Linked DNA regions of Mus musculus: region 2 is linked to region 1. Evidence: chromatin loops called from intact Hi-C (ENCODE). Cell type or tissue: heart. All regions are shown on one strand.

Region 1 (5,000 bases):
CTCCAGGTACAAAATACTTTAAAATTGTGGAGATGGCTGTACAACTCTTTGAGTATGTTTAAAAGCAGTAAATTGTATAGTTTAACTGAGAAAATTATATGGTATGTAAATTAGAACTTACGAAAGGCTGCTATGTATCCACTCTTAATTGCTAAATTCAGATGATGGACAAATCCCAAGTGTGGGTGAAGGCATGGAACAAAAGAACACTCACACTGCTAGAGGAACATAAAACCATGCAGCCACCTTGTTTGGGTGATAAACCACGAGAAATGAAAACACAGAAAGGCACAAACACAAATCTCCATAACAACTTCATTCATAGTAACCAAAAATGGGAAACCGTTCACATTTCCACCACTGGCAAATGCACTGTGGTATGCACATGCAATGGATACTACTTGGCTAGACAAAGGAAACTATTACTGCATGAAACATGAAGAAATCTCTAAACTATCATTCAAGTGGAGGAAGCCAAACAGTCCATGCGAGAAGAGTCCATCTGCCTGAAATCCTACATCAAGGAATGAACTGCCTACAGAATCCAGATCACAGGCTGCTCCAGGCTGAAGGATGGGGAGAAAGGTGCTGACTTCAAAGGGGCGGGCGGTGTTACTCTGGCATATAAAACCCCAGTCTTTTGACTTTGGTGATTATGAGATAACAAACCAATCTATAAACTCAAAGGGGACATTTAAAGACAGTGTCTGGCATCGTACCCCAGGTTGTTTGGAACAAGCCAGAAGGCCTAAGCTGGCCTTAAACTCTGTGATCCTCCTGTCTCAGCCTCCCAGATCCTAGTGTTACAGACATGAGCCACCACACTTGATTTAAGCCACACTTTTACAAAGCTGCTTTTAAGAAAGGCCCACATTTAAGCCTACAGAAGCCCACAGCTTCAGAATGGTCCTACCAGGAGAGCTGGATGCACTGACTCGCGCTGACGACCCCAACACTGGGGAGGCAGAGGCACAAAGACTGCTGAAGGCCAGCCTGAGATACAGTTAGATGGTGAGAGGAGAGAAGGTGGGAGATGATAGGAGAGAAAGGGAGAAAGAAAACAAGAAAGCCCAGTGAGAACGGTGAGAAAGGAGCAGGAGTTAAGTGTATCGTATGTGCCTCTTTTCTAGCACAGTTACGAGTTTAACAGAGTAGTTCGTACCAACTTGTTCTACTGAAGAGCAAAAGGAGATGGTTGGGACTCATCTGAACAGAGAACGACTGAATCTGAGGATCCCGATTACCACGTTAAGAATATCCCAGCCACCATAAGCACAAGGTCAGATAGTATGGACTGCCCGCACCAGTTCTGGTGTGTAAGCACTACCACCTTCCTTCTGGGTTACAAAAGTTGTTTAACTCACAGACCATCAGCCCAAGTTCATTAAATTACCAATCATCTTTTGTAGGTAAGAGTTTGGGGAAAGCCTTGGTTCATACTAGTTAGAGAAGACGCATTTTGTCCCACTTTAAAACAAGCATCTTAACAATTCACTGATCAGTGACAGGACACAAAGGCTCAGATCCAGGATTGTGTTAGTCCCCACATGAAAGGAAACACGATGCCAGCAACATATATTTAGGCAAGGAACTTGCATGTTCACACAGGCGAACAGGTAAGAAGTACCCATAAAACCTCACACTGAGGGCTGTAGAGATGGCTCAGTGGTTAAGAGCACTGATTGCTCTTCCAGAGGTTCTGAGTTCAATTCTCAGCACCCACATGGTGGCTCACAACCATCTGTAATGGGATCAGATGCCCTCTTCTGATGTGTCTGAAGACAGATACAGAACTCATATACATAAAATAAATAAGTAAATCTTTAAGAAAAAAAAACTTATACTGAGCTAGGCATGGTTATACACATTTCTAATCTCAGCATGTTGGAAGCAGAGGCAGGTAGATCTCTTTGAGCTCCAGGCCAATATGATCTGTATAGCGAGTTGCAAGTTGCCTCGGGCTATAATATGAGACCTTGTCTCAAAATCAAGGCAAAAAGACCCCAAAACAAAACAAAAAGCAACAAAAAACAAACAAACAACCCAAGGCTAAAGAGAAGGCTCAGTAGTTAAATGTTTTTCCAGAGGACTGAGTTCAATTCCTGGAATGTATGTCAGGCAGGTCACGACCAGCTTTAAATCCAACTCCAAGGAGATATGATGGTTCTGGCCTCCTTGGGTAACTCATGTGCACATACCCACACAGACACATAATTAACAGCGATAAAACAAACGGCACTAATAGCAGAAAGCCTCACATTTATCCAGCACTCTATGAGTAACAGAAATTGCTTCCTATGAGAGAGACTTCTACAGTTCAGAAATGCATAACATTAGTGCCCCATCTAGTGGCTAAGGGAAAAATGTTTCAAGGCAGCCCTGACAACAGACCCAGCTCTAGCCACTTCAGAGCCCAGGGAGGCGGCACTTGGACCCCTGTCATTTCCCATGTCCTCAGCTGGGCCAGCCCTGTTACTCCTTCACCTCCACCAAACTGTTGCCCTTCACCCTCTAAAGCAGTCAGTGAGTCATATAAGCAGCAAGCGTATTCTTCTCCAACACAGATGTATCTATCACATTAGACAGAGTGGGTTGAACAGGTAAGGACAGACATATCTGAAAATTCTGCGGGCTAGCACGTGATCCCAACAGGTATATTCTGAGATACATGGAAGAACACAGGAAGGAGAATTTGAGGGGATCTCTGAACAGAGAAAACGCAAGTGTATCTGAATTGGGACCTGTGTTTTAGGTACTGAACACCGCGTTGTACCCAGTGAGGGTCAGAACAAAGCAGACTGGTTGCCCACCAGTCTCCCCAGGCTGGTTGGCTCAAGAGACTGAACTGTTGCAGGACACAGACTGTGCTCTCAGAATCCTTTTGGAGGAGACTGTAACTGAACTAGGTGCTAAAAAAGACCATGTAACTATACAAAGGAAGGGAAGGCACTTGGGGAAATAACATAATAACCCAAAGATTGCCAGCACCAATTCTCCTCATGCCACACTAGACACCAAATTGCTTTTTTACCTTTTGTAAGCCTAAACCACCTACAATCCAGCCCCCTCTTCTAAGAGGACGATCAGCATGAACCAGAGTGTGCATAAACTAAGAGCACAGGGAGACTTTAAGAAGGGTAGACAGGCAGAATCTTAAAGCAGTATACTTGCTGCTGATCACTACTTAGGTCACCAACTACTTTGAAGAGATGAATGTCCACTGCAGGCTTCCTCTGTCGCCATCACCTGCTTGCCAGCCACCTGACCCCGAGGACTGCTCCTCACAGGTCCTGACACCTGAGGAATGCTCCTCCACAGGCCTAGGTCCTATCTCTGCAGCAGTCTTAAAGCTTCCTTTAACAGGCTGACAACAGCTAAAAGATACATTTTAGTGCTTTTGTGCTAGTTTTTTAAAACTTTAACTTTCTTCAGAAAACCAGAGAGATGAGAGCCAGGCTAATTATTCTGTCTTCATTGTTTATTTTCTCAGATATAAATTTTTCTGTTCTCTAAAAGAAGGGCCTTTTTATCAGAGACTTATAGTCTCAAGCCTTGAGTCCCCACACAATGGAAATCTGGTGACCCTAGATGCCACACACATGACCACTGCCAATTAAAAAAAGATGAGTAACCCTAAGCAGTTAAAGGAGAAACCTCACCCTTGTTTCATTTTTATTACTATTTCTGTGTGTGTGTGTGTGTGTGTGTGTGTGTGTGTGTGTGTGTGTGTGTGTGGCTCTGTGGGTATGCTCATTTCATGTTACATGTGTGCAAATCTGAGGACAACTTGCAGGCATCTGTGCTTTCCACCACCAAATGGCTTCTGGTCATGACATTCAGGCCATCAGGCTTGGTGTCAAGTATCTTAACAGTCTGAGCCATCTCAGAGACACACAATTTTCTTTATCTTTTACACCACTTACTAAACCTATCATATCAAAACATGAAAACACCTTTATGCATTTCTGTTATGTCTACATATAGATTTTACTTCTAAATAACATGTATACACCTTTAAATAATACTAGAGCAATTTAACATGTTTTACATAAAGATATGTCTTATTTTTAAAAAATAAGTTTTGAAATTTTATTTTTATTACACATATTTATTTTTATGTGTATGAGCATATAGGTTCACCATGTGTGTAGAGTACCCACAGAGGTAAGAAGAGGCCATGACCCCCTGAAACTGGAGCTATGGATGGTTTTCAGCTCCCATACGGGTGCTGGGAATTGAACCTGGGTCCTCTATAAGAACAACATGTGCCCTTAACATTGAGTCATGGCTCCAGCCTCATTCCACTGATGTTTAATAAATATAAAATAATGCTTTATATGGCAGAGGTGATGGCTTAATTGGTAGAATACTTACCTAGAATGTATAGAGCCCCGGATTGAACACAGTACAGCATAAAGTGGGGCTATGGTACATGCCTTTAATCCTGAACTTGGGGGTCATAACCTGTGCCCCAAGCCAAATCTGGCCACTTGAACTCAATAAGCCAATTAAAAGTGCCAATTATTTTGCCTCTAAAAACATTGCAGGTGTGGCTGGGTCACATGTGGATCAGTAGGTGGCACTGAGGAGAGAGGCTATGTCTATGCTCAGTGTTCTGAACTGTGAACATCTGAATGATTAGCAGACTAACGTTTCTGGAAAAAAGCAAGTCTGAGATGACCACCTATCAGTCTGGTGCCAGAGACTGTGGGCCAGGGTAGAGTGAGCCCGAGACTGAAGACCCTTGCAAAGATGACAGGCCTAGTAAGGAATGAGTCTAAGATGACCCCCAGTCCAGTGCCATGTGGGCCTTAGGGAACACACCATGCCTGAGCTGAATCCTGCCCAGCGCCATGATGCACAAGCGGGGCATAGCACTCCTGAGACCACTCCTGAGATGACTCCAGACACTCAGAGACCCTGGCCACCACTAAGAGGAGCAAGTGGAGAAATGGAAGAGAAAGAGAAGCAAAAGGACGTGGTCACAATGAAGAGAGGCA
Region 2 (5,000 bases), 77 kb before region 1:
CTTGGGGGCTCAAAGGACACTTGGTAGTCACCATGTAGGATTTCCAGAGACTCCTGTATCTACATTGCATGAGCTCTTGGGGATTCAGCATGATAGTTTGCCAGAGCTGGTTACTGGCATGCCAAAACACCAAAAGGACATCCTTACGTCACCCTATTATGTGAGACCCAGCTCTGGTCTGACTCGAAACATCTGACCACTGGCAGTTTGTGACATTTTAGAGAATTATATGTTCTGATTGGGCATGGCCATCCATGACTGTAACCCCAGCACTTGGGAGGCTGAGGCAGGTGGACTATCACAAGTTCAAGGTCAACCGAGGCTGCTTAGTGAGTTCCAGGCCAGCTTAAGCTACAGTGTATATAACCCTGCCTTAAAAACAAAACAAAATAAAATAGTAATTAAAGCGATTATGCTTATCCTGACCTTCAGATTCTCCTTGTTGGCACAGTTGGCTGCTGAGGACCACACTTTGGCAACAGTCTAACAGTGTGGTCCATGATCAGGGGTCTGGGCACTGACATTTACTTCCTTTCTGAGGTCAGACAGGTTTATTATACCAGTGTCCAGAATCAAGGCAAAGCAGCTATAGGGGCTACCCCAAACTCCTCACCCACTCCTTGCCTTCTAGCCTCTCCACCCCAACTTCTACCCCTTCAGACTATAGACAGGGTATCTGGTCACTCTAGTAGCCATTCCCCAGGGACTGTGGTGGTTGGGGGCGGGGAGGGGGTCTGTGAGAAGCCCCTTTGTTCTGCAGATGCCTTCTGTTCATCTGAATGCAGAGGGATAATGAATTACAAGGCCCCATTAAGGTCTGCTGATGCTGGTGCAGGCAATATGTGTTGAAGTTGTCATGAAAACATCCCTCCCTCTTTGTCAGAGGGTTTGATGATAAGTTGGTTCCTGTTTATACCAGTACAAAGTATTTTGTACGGAGTGGGCACTGGAGTGTACTGACTGGCCCCAGTGCACTCTGTAGAATGGAATTCTTCACCATGAGAAATTTTCCACTACAGTCAATCAACAATCCTAGCCAGTTACAATTTTTATTTTTTCCTTTGCACGTTCCAGGATTCACCTTACAGGACTCACGGGGACCGCGGGCAAAATAAGTAGCATCAGCCAACCAGGAAGTGATTTTAGCACAAAGGATTCGGACAATGACAAATGCATCTGCAAGTGTTCCCAGATGCTCTCAGGAGGTAAGGCGACTCTTCCTATTTGAATTGGCAAGAAGCAGCTGCCTAGCATAGACGACTGGCAGTGTAAGCTCCGACTGGAATGCATGCCTGACAATGAACAGCCTTACTTCCGTAAGAACACAAGCCATCTGCCTCCCAGTTCATTGGTTGGGCCTCCTTTTAGTTCAAGTGTGACATGAAAGCACAGCATGGAGCTGGAATTGTCACAAGGGTGACAGTGTACTCTCAGGATGCTTGGGAGTGAGCGAGGGGACATTAAGTGGCTCACTGACCAGATGAAAAGAGAAGGGTTTGGCTCCATACTGCTTTGTTTCTGTTTAATATCCAGCCCAGGGCTTTTCAGCTGTCTCTTTCATGCAATGATGCTTACATATAGCAAGAAAGTGGGCTGGGGAAGACAGCTCAGTGGGTAAGGTGCCTGCCATGTGCATGTTCAGGTCTGTAGCACTCTTGTACAAAGGTTGAATATGTGGTGTGCAACAATTCCAGTGCTGGGGCTGGCTTGCCTGTCAGTCTAGCTGAATCCATGAGTTCAAGGTTTGATGAGACTCTATCTCAAACCTGTGAGATGGCTCTGTGGGTAAACATGCTTGCCGTCAAGCCAGACATCTGAGTTTGATCCCTGGGTTCCTCATGGCCAAATGTGAGAACTGCTCCTTGCAATTCTCTGATCTCCACACCAGAAATAAATAAAATTAATTAAATTATATGAATAAAAGCTTCTAAGACAAGTAAAAGATCTAAGCTTGAACAATGCCTGCTCTTCAGTAAAGAATTCGTGCAGCAACAGTAACAAGAGGATATATTCATGAAATGAAATTTAGAAATTGAGATTTCATGAAAGAATTAGGTCCCACTCTCTGGCAGATCCTGGATTCTTGGGGTAGCAGATTGGCCACTTGGTGGCATGAGTTTTCTCTATTAGCTGTAATTATTCAAAGGAGAGAACCCCAGTGAACTGCTGTAAAGGGGGCTGGACTCTCATCTCACTGTAACAGCTGTCTTTAAAGCCACATAACAGCCGGGGTAGGGGTAGGTTCTGGGGCCACAGCACCCCTGATCCCGAGCCGGCTTGCTGTTCGTTCCCACACTTAGACCTCTCTGGAGAGGCTGACTGTTCTCAGACCACCCGTGTGCTGCTATTCCAGAGAGCAGGAGAGCTGCTTCCCAACCAAGGACACAATTCATTTATTTACCCAGCTCAAGATTTAAGGGCTGAGAATGGAGCTGGGAGAGACTTGGGAGGAGGCAAGCAGCCAGGGGAGGGAAAGTGGGGAGGTCTGGCTTGTAAGAGGCCAAGTTCCAAGCCATGGGCTGGCCCATAGGGAAGGTGGCCCGTGAAAAAGTGCACAGGAGCAATGACTCCAATGGTGCCCAAAGGCTAAGGCAGATCTGTAACTGACATTTCTCTCCAGCCCTAGGGTTTTACACAACACAGGCTCTTTTTATACATTCCCATTTCTCAGAATCAACAGCTAGGGGTGTCTCCAAGTGGTAGTGCCCAGGTGGCCTCAGAATTGGTGTTTCACCCACATTCTTTACTGTCTACTCGTTGTTGTTTTCTGGATTTAAAAAGAAACAAATACTATACAACCAGTGTCTCTCCCACTTGAGGCTTAAAGATAAATTCAGATTAGTACATTGTCTAGGTTTCTCCTTCATATGGTGAATCCCACTGCCTGCCATGCTCCTATTTGTGGGTAGACTCCGGAGCTACAACGGGAAAGATCCTTACTGCTGCCTGACTCTCCCTCAGTACCACACTTTGTAGTGTTAAGGTTCCTTTTTCCCTAGCTCCCCAGAGAGCTAGACACACTTGGCTTCTGTTCCAAACAAATATACATGATGGAGGGGGATGGGAACCACTTGGCCCACCTTCTACCCACATCTGCCAGCAGTCTCACCATGTCTTCACCCCACAATGCACTGTGGATGATAGCTTTTCACACAGCACTGACCGACATTTCTTCATGTAGCAAGGGTTCTGCACAAAGCAGCTAGGGCATGTGTAAGAACTCATGCTACCACAGTACTGGGATTGCACTGGTGTGCAGTCTGTGTTTATGGAGTAACAAATCAATGTGGCTCTTTCCACACCATGGGGTGTGTGTGTGTGTGTGCCCAGCTAAGTCCTGCAGACAAGCTGCAGCTACCCAGTCCTAATTGCTTCTGTGTTTCGCTTTCACAGGCTGGTGGTTTGACGCATGTGGTCCTTCCAACTTGAATGGACAGTACTACCCACAAAAACAGAATACAAATAAGTTTAACGGTATCAAGTGGTACTACTGGAAGGGGTCCGGCTACTCGCTCAAGGCCACAACCATGATGATCCGGCCAGCAGATTTCTAAATGCCTGCCTACACTACCAGAAGAACTTGCTGCATCCAAAGATTAACTCCAAGGCACTGAGAGACACCAATGCATAGCAGCCCCTTTCCACATCAGGAAGTGCTCCTGGGGGTGGGGAGGGTCTGTGTGTACCAGACTGAAGCGCATCACTTAAGCCTGCACCGCTAACCAACCAAAGGCACTGCAGTCTGGAGAAACACTTCTGGGAAGGTTGTGGCTGAGGATCAGAAGGACAGCGTGCAGACTCTGTCACAGGGAAGAATGTTCCGTGGGAGTTCAGCAGTAAATAACTGGAAAACAGAACACTTAGATGGTGCAGATAAATCTTGGGACCACATTCCTCTAAGCACGGTTTCTAGAGTGAATACATTCACAGCTCGGCTGTCACAATGACAAGGCCGTGTCCTCGCACTGTGGCAGCCAGTATCCAGGGACTTCTAAGTGGTGGGCACAGGTTATCATCTGGAGAAGCACACATTCATTGTTTTCCTCTTGGGTGCTTTACATGTTCATTTGAAAACAACACATTTACCTATCTTGATGGCTTAGTTTTTAATGGCTGGCTACTATTTACTATATGGCAAAAATGCCCACATCTCTGGAATAACCACCAAATAAGCGCCATGTTGGTGAATGCGGAGACTGTACTATTTTGTTTTCTTCCTGGCTGTTAAATATGAAGGTATTTTTAGTAATTAAATATAAGTTATTAGTTGAGGTGATTATGTTTAATTTTTACGATAATATTTACGATTTTGTTCTTTGGTCTCACATACACACACACAGACACACACACACACAGACACACACACACAGACACACACACTCCCGTGTCTTGTAACAAGGAAGACTGCTGTTAATGACGAAAATGCTGTTTCAAGAAGAAGAACTTCGCCACTGAGCAAAGTGCTCTAGCCTAGAGATGTGCTCCCTAATTTAACAAGATAATATTTTAGAAAATGAAGCTAAAACTTAATTTATAGTGGAGGAAAATCACCCTACCTGGGACATCTACAAAGCCATAATTCTCTGAATTAACTTTTAGAAAAAATTAGTTTGCCTCAGTAACATTTTTAATATCCACTAACAAGCTGAAAGTGTTTCAGACTGTAAAGCCAAAATGTCCTGCTCACAATGTAACCAGATACCCCTAGAAAAAGTTTCAGAACACAACTTTATGCTTAGAATTGTCAAACCTTAACTCCTTCTGTTCTAACCCTCCTAAGCCTGCAGAGTGGCCTCTGCAGCAATGAACACTTGTACAGAGCACTAGTGCAATTTCTCCTGTAGCCTTCCTTGTCTGTCTGTCCATCCATCCATCCATCTGTCCATCCTTCCTTTCTAGGTGCTATTTTTTAAGTTTATTTCTATAATGCAAAGGTTCTCAACCTTCGTATGCTGAGACACTGTAACACAGTTCCTCATGTTGTAGTGACACCCAGCCAT

What was found. Peaks named below come from ENCODE experiments on the same cell type or tissue, not always from the same donor. Only the 100,000 strongest peaks of a DNase experiment are listed, where the experiment ranks them.
Region 2: it touches region 1 in a loop (2.0-fold over the local background); 3 of 42 quality-filtered maps call a loop at or near these places.

What each region holds. Positions count from the first base shown.
Region 1 is chr8:18,613,635-18,618,634 of GRCm38, reverse strand. All of the region lies in intron 3 of Mcph1 (microcephaly, primary autosomal recessive 1), which reads right to left. Gm25763 (a small nucleolar RNA gene) reads left to right here and starts at 4,526; the gene lies at 4,526-4,654. In heart, a CTCF peak has its summit at 2,361 (motif pointing left); no DNase peak of the experiment used is centred here.
Region 2 is chr8:18,690,602-18,695,601 of GRCm38, reverse strand. All of the region lies in intron 12 of Mcph1 (microcephaly, primary autosomal recessive 1), which reads right to left. It overlaps Angpt2 (angiopoietin 2), which reads left to right. Exons shown (of 9, transcript NM_007426.4): 8 at 1,075-1,205; 9 at 3,394-5,000. The coding sequence ends at 3,554. Among named protein-coding and RNA genes, the nearest start is that of Angpt2, 48 kb to the left of the region's middle. In heart, a CTCF peak has its summit at 2,086 (motif pointing right); no DNase peak of the experiment used is centred here; H3K27ac peaks cover 1,079 bases.